Regions from separate parts of the Mus musculus genome. Here region 1 is linked to region 2. The links are chromatin loops, found by intact Hi-C in ENCODE. Cell type or tissue: left cerebral cortex. All regions are shown on one strand. Each heading gives the region's core, and the rest is flanking DNA. Links, peaks and the distances in the headings are about the cores only.

Region 1 (2,910 bases), core at 322-2,821, 540 kb before region 2:
AATGTTCTCCTTGGGTGTAACCTAAGGAGGTGCTAAGTACCCCAAATTCAGGCACATCTGTGCCAGGGACCAGGCCTAATCAGCCCCCCTCAATCTATGGGAATCAGGGGTTCTGGCAGATGGGCATAGAGTCGGGCAGGAATTGGGGTGACATACAGATTTGACACAAGGGAGTGTGGATCTGAATGTAATTTGTCAAATCAAGCATCAAACTTTTTATACAGAAGAAAATAGGGAAGTTACTGGATTCTTACATAAAACAGAGGAATGCAACATGGAAGGACTGGCAGTAACCAACTGGGATAAAATTCAATGTTAAACAACTGAGATCAAAAACAGCCCCACCTAAGGTCCACTTAATCTTAGAAGCCAGGGACAAGGGCTTTGTGCCCTTGCCATAGATCCTATTCTAGTCTATTGTATAGTCCACCTTCTCCCTAGGCCATTGTAAATACTTGTGTATGGGTGTAACTCAGTTATCTATAGTTCTAAATATCTAATCTGGTTCCTCCTTAGATCACAAACTTCCTTCTTCCTAGATAATGGTAAATTTCTGTGTAGGGCAGTGACTTAGCTATACATGCCCAGGGTCGGATCAAGGACTGCCTAGGATCTAACTTAGCTATATGTCAAATAGAGGCACTTAAAATAAAGCAATATTAAGGGAAAGCACACAGATCCATTTGCCAACTAAAGCAAGGACATTGGAGCATTCGTTATACCGGATGCCACGATTCCAGGAGACTAAGTTTCCATGAACTTTTTACCTCGGGACAGCGCCCAGGTTTTTGGGGCCTGTTGCGCTTGTCACTACTGGAGTGGATGTACCACATCTGTCTCCTGTGAATACACTTTTAAGTCTCATGGCAGTGTGTGGCTTACTGCGGGCTGTCTGTGGGCATCCTTGTGTCTTTGTTGCTAAGGAAAATTAGACTCTTCCATTTCCTGTGACTCCGTGATTTCTTTTGTCACTGAATAAATAGCCCTGCAGCTTGGCCGTAAGTTTCCTACAGAATGAGTTATTTAAGGTCTTTAATTTAATCATCTCAAGATGATCTTCCTACCTCGATTTAATAAAGAAAATTTAAATGTGTTTGCTCTTTGTGTGTATCGTCAACCACCATCTGCTTAACAAATGGATGCAATAAGCCCCTGGAAAGGATGGGAGCAGATCATGTTCATAGAGAAGTTTTTCCTTTTCTAAACAGTATGTACGTGTTACATCCCCAAAGGGTGGGAGAATCTGCCACAAGTGTTAGTGGAGATTTCATGGTCGGAGGACGTGGCCAAGGAAAGCTGCCCATTTCCTTAAAACAGACAGGAAGGATCTTCCAGGAAGATCTTCAGATGAGTCACTTCCTCTTTTAGACTCTGCGTCCAAATAGCCCATTCATCTGTGAACCCCTCAATGGATTAATCCCTGGATGTGGTTGAGACTCTTGTGATTTAGTCACTGCTCAATAGTGCCACCCTCTGGGGATTGATTCTTTAACACATGAGCATTGGGGACTGGAGGAACTTCACAACCAAACCCAACAACAGAGACCAGTTCACCTGCTCAAGTTTAAGGAGAGAGTGATTTAGTCTTAGGTCTTCAGGAAGCATTCGTCTCTGCAAATTCCATAGGAAAAACTGTCCTCTCCTGAGAGGAACTGGGGCCGGGCTAAGTGAGGTGGCTGATGTTGGAGGCTGGCCCACATCTGTCTTGAAATCTATACACAGACATCCTAGCTTGCAGAACTACAGGCGGTGGCTGTGTTTGGGGATAAGACTTAAAGAAGTAATTAAGTTAAAATGACATTGTGGGGTGGGCCAATCTGACTGGGGTCCTAATGAGAAAAAGGGTGAGGACAAAGAGATAGTCCCAGGACTAGGCAGACTAGGCAGACTAGGCAGGGTCAGTGAGCTATGAGGAAACCCAACCAGCTAGGTGCCTTGGACTCGAAACTTACAGGATGGTGAAGGATGGAGCTTTCCTGTGGAAGCCCCTGGCTCTTGGTATCCTGTAATGGCAACTGGCAGAGACGAATCTGGAGTGGCAAGGCTTCGTGAGCAGAAGTCATATGGTGACCTGGTCGGAAGCACCAAGTAGACTCTGCAGAGGCTGCTAACTCAGAGAACTGGGTGTGATCCCAGTGTGTGCCTGGGTTCTGGGTCCAGAAGTCAGATGTGCAAGAGAGGCAGCTGGAGGCAGGTCCAAGCTTGGTTTGATGAATCATCTACATTTTTATAAAAAATATTGATCAGTTTCTGATGATTACCAATCAGACCGCTAGGGGCTGGAGAGAAGTCTTGCTGTTAAGAATACTTTGCTCTTCCATTGGATCCCAGTTTGCTTCCCAATACCCAAACCAGGCACTCACAACCATCTTCAGTTCCACGTGACACCATTTTCTGTCCTCCTCAGGTGCTGCATCACATGGTACATTTAACATACATTCAGGCAAAACACTCATACACATAAAATTATAAACAAGAACTTTAGGGCCGGACATGGTAGTGCATGCCTTTAATCCCAGCACTTGGGAGGCAGAGGCAGGCGGGTTTCTGAGTTTGAGGCCAGCCTGGTCTACAGAGTGAGTTCCAGGACAGCCAGGACTACACAGAGAAACCCTGTCTGGAAAAAAAATGAAGAAGAAGAAGAAGAAGAAGAAGAAGAAGAAGAAGAAGAAGAAGAAGAAGAAGAAGAAGAAGAAGAAGAAGAAGAAGAAGAAGAAGAAGAAGAAGAAGAAGAAAACTTTTTTTTTTTAATCCAAAGGTTCTACTCTAAAACAAAGCTAGAGCATTTGGCTTCCGTAAGAAAACTAGAAGGGTGCACTTCCCCATAGGTCAGGAGCAAGGACTGTGGTTTTGTAAGTGCACTGTAAATATATGACATCATATTATGAACAGCAGGTGGAGAAAGGCAAG
Region 2 (2,910 bases), core at 196-2,695:
CTGCTGCAGCAGCAGCCACAGGAACTACCCCCCCCCCCCCCCACTGTCTATGGTAGAGAGCAGCCTGAGCAGGGATGGAGGAGCAAACAAAGAAGAGAGAGTGTCTCTCTGTGGCCTCTGCTTCAGTCCTGACTCAGCCTCCCTCCCTCGCCTGACTGTGACCTGGAATCACGTGAGGCTGAGAAACTGTTCTCAGTGTTTGTTTATCGTAGCCACAAAACACAAACAGCAACAGAAAGCAGACACTCAGTGAGGAAGTGAGCCCTTGCTTGGCATGTTTAAAAATCATCTCACTGGGAATTTTGTAGTTCACAGATTCATTCTGCACCCTTGAGGTTTCGCCTGCACGGATGTAAAAGTGCACTGCACACACACAGGTCTCCTAGAGGCCAGAGGAGGGCATCTAACAGCCTGGGGACTGGAGTTACCCACAGTCATGAGCTGCTGCCACGTAGGGCCTGGGGATCAGACCATGGTGCGAGTGGGCAAGTGCTCCTTGCAGTGAGCCGTGACCTCCCCAGTCCTCCTCCTCGCGTCCAGAGCATGCGTGTCCCCCTCAGGACGGGTTCTCATGTGTCTCAGATGTGTTTTTTTTTTTTTAAATATAAGATTTATTCATCTATCTTGCACCTATGTGAGCTCACTATAGCTGCATAGGGTGTGAGCCTGTGTGGGGTCTCTGGGAATTGAGTGACAAGACCTCTGAGCGCTCCAGTCCCGCCCCAGACATTTAGAGTTTTTTTGGTGTGTCAGGGTTTTGCTGTTTTTTTTTTAAGAGTAGTGGTTAGTGCTCTTGGGTATTTTTATTTAAAATGCTAGGGTTTTATTTTTGGGGTTTAAGAGTTTTAGTGTCACCAGGCAGGGGTGGCACATGCCTTTCATCCCAGCAGCACTTGGGACAAGGCAGAGGCAGTGGATCTCTGAGTTCGAGGCCAGCCTGGGCTACAGAGTGAGCTCCCACATGAAAAGCACACAAAACTTTTTTATTTTATATAAAAATCACGGCCGCCTGCCCGTGTCTCTGTAGACGCGGATCTCTCCGCGGGGGTGGGGGGCGGTTTCAGTCTCTGGGGTCCCCGGGTGGCCTGGCGAGTGGATGTTGTCCTTCCCTGGCAGTCGCAGTTCCCCACTTGCGGGAACCACACACACGGCGGGCAGGCGGGCAGGCAGGCGGGTGGGCAACTCACGGCCATCTGTGAGGGGAGGAGAGGGCGCCCTCTGCTGGCCTGTGGGTGTTATAGCGGCGGTAGGGCGTTCCCTGCCTTTTCCCGGGACCCCACAGGTGGACGGGGATGCTGACAGCTGAGATGCGGGAGACCAGAATGGGGTCTCACCTGAGTGAGCATGAGGCGGGGACATGCCCGCGATGGGCAGAGGGGGACGTTTTATTTTATGACTATTTTTATAGATTATAATACGTGACACGGGGAAACTGAGGCAGGGGCGTGACCGCGAGTCACAAATCTGAGGCGGGGACTGAGCGTGCACTGCGTGTGAGGCGGGAGGATGCCCACAGATGGCTGGACACGGTGAGGCACGGGGATGACAGGGGCACGGGGATGCCCGCGAGCTACGGGAGGCTATGAGGCAGAGGGAGGGCGGGAACGGAGAGGGAAAAGCAGAGGGAACACAGGGCTGACAGCAGCAGTGGGTGATGGGCGGGGCCAGCGGCGGCTGCAGGCAGCGGCAGCGGCACCGCCCCCTCAGAGTGATGTAGATCTGGGAGTGAAAACACCATTCTTGCTTCCTTTTGAAGAGGTTGCTCAGAACTGTAGGGCTGCCCTTTGCTCTTCGGAGCCTGATGCCTTCTTGAGTTGCCTGGAATGTGGGCAGTGAGCTGGCACAAGGGCAGCATGCCTCTTGGTGGTCTTTCAGGCTTGCACCAGGTTTGTTTCTGTCCTCATCTTCCATTTGTAAGAACCAAGGCTATACAGCCCAGTCTCCACTTCTGGGATTAAGGCAGCTGCTCTTTGACCTTTGTGTGCAATAGCAAAAATGATACAGGTTACATGTATATCCAGCCCTTGTTTTGAGTATTTGCTGAGCAGTCTGATTCCTTTTGAGAAACAGCCACCTCACAAACCAGCCTGAACACTTGGGCTTTCGTGTTGGCGTCTGTAGAGTTTCTTTCTCTCTCACTCATGTGGGGATGGGGGCTTGGAGTGTATGAAAGTACTCAAATTTGTGACCAACTCAGCTTCCTGCACTGTGGCCTACAGTTGTCCCTGTATAAAACTGTGCCAACGCGTTTGCTGTCACGTGCCTATGGTCGCCTCTACGAAGTAGAACTTCTTTACTGGCTCCGGAGGCCAGTCTACAGCATGTATATCTGGACCTTTGGGGTGAACATGACTGAGGCTGCAGTGGAGGACCTGCACCACTACCGCAACCTCAGTGAGTTCTTCCGGCGTAAGCTGAAGCCTCAGGCACGGCCTGTCTGTGGCTTGCACTGTGTGGTAAGGCCTGGCGCACTGTAGTACATGGTATCTGAGGGAGGCACACTGTAGAGCATGGTGTCTGTGAGGCACACTGTAGAACATGTTATCTGAGGGAGGCACATGTTAGAGCATGGTATCTGAGGTAGATACACTGTAGAGAATGGTATCTGAGGGAGACACATTGTAGAACATGGTATCTGAGGGAGGTACACTGTAGAACATGGTATCTGACTGAGGCACACTGTAGAGCATGGTTTGTGTGAGGCACACTGTAGAACATGTTATCTGAGGGAGACACACTGTAGAGCATGATATCTGAAGGAGGCATACTGTAGACCATGGTATCTGATGGAGGCACACTGTAGAACATGGTATCTTAGGGAGGCACACTGTAGAACATGGTGTCTGAGGGAGGCACACTGTAGAACATTGTATCTGAGGGACACACACTGTAGAACATGTTATCTGATGG

Evidence for each region. Hi-C counts contacts between places; a loop is a spot of excess contacts. Peaks named below come from ENCODE experiments on the same cell type or tissue, not always from the same donor. Only the 100,000 strongest peaks of a DNase experiment are listed, where the experiment ranks them.
Region 1: it touches region 2 in a loop (2.2-fold over the local background); 7 of 42 quality-filtered maps call a loop at or near these places.

What each region holds. Positions count from the first base shown.
Region 1 is chr14:18,504,929-18,507,838 of GRCm38, forward strand. All of the region lies in intron 1 of Gm32587 (a long non-coding RNA gene), which reads left to right. Among named protein-coding and RNA genes, the nearest start is that of Gm38620, 12 kb to the left of the region's middle. In left cerebral cortex, for the core only: a CTCF peak has its summit at 1,471 (motif pointing left); a DNase peak (open chromatin) is centred at 1,451.
Region 2 is chr14:19,040,961-19,043,870 of GRCm38, forward strand. Gm41099 reads left to right here and starts at 1,256. Exons shown (of 3, transcript XM_011244853.1): 1 at 1,256-1,529. The coding sequence starts at 1,507. In left cerebral cortex, for the core only: a CTCF peak has its summit at 1,236 (motif pointing left); DNase peaks (open chromatin) are centred at 1,219 and 1,660; H3K4me3 peaks cover 1,005 bases.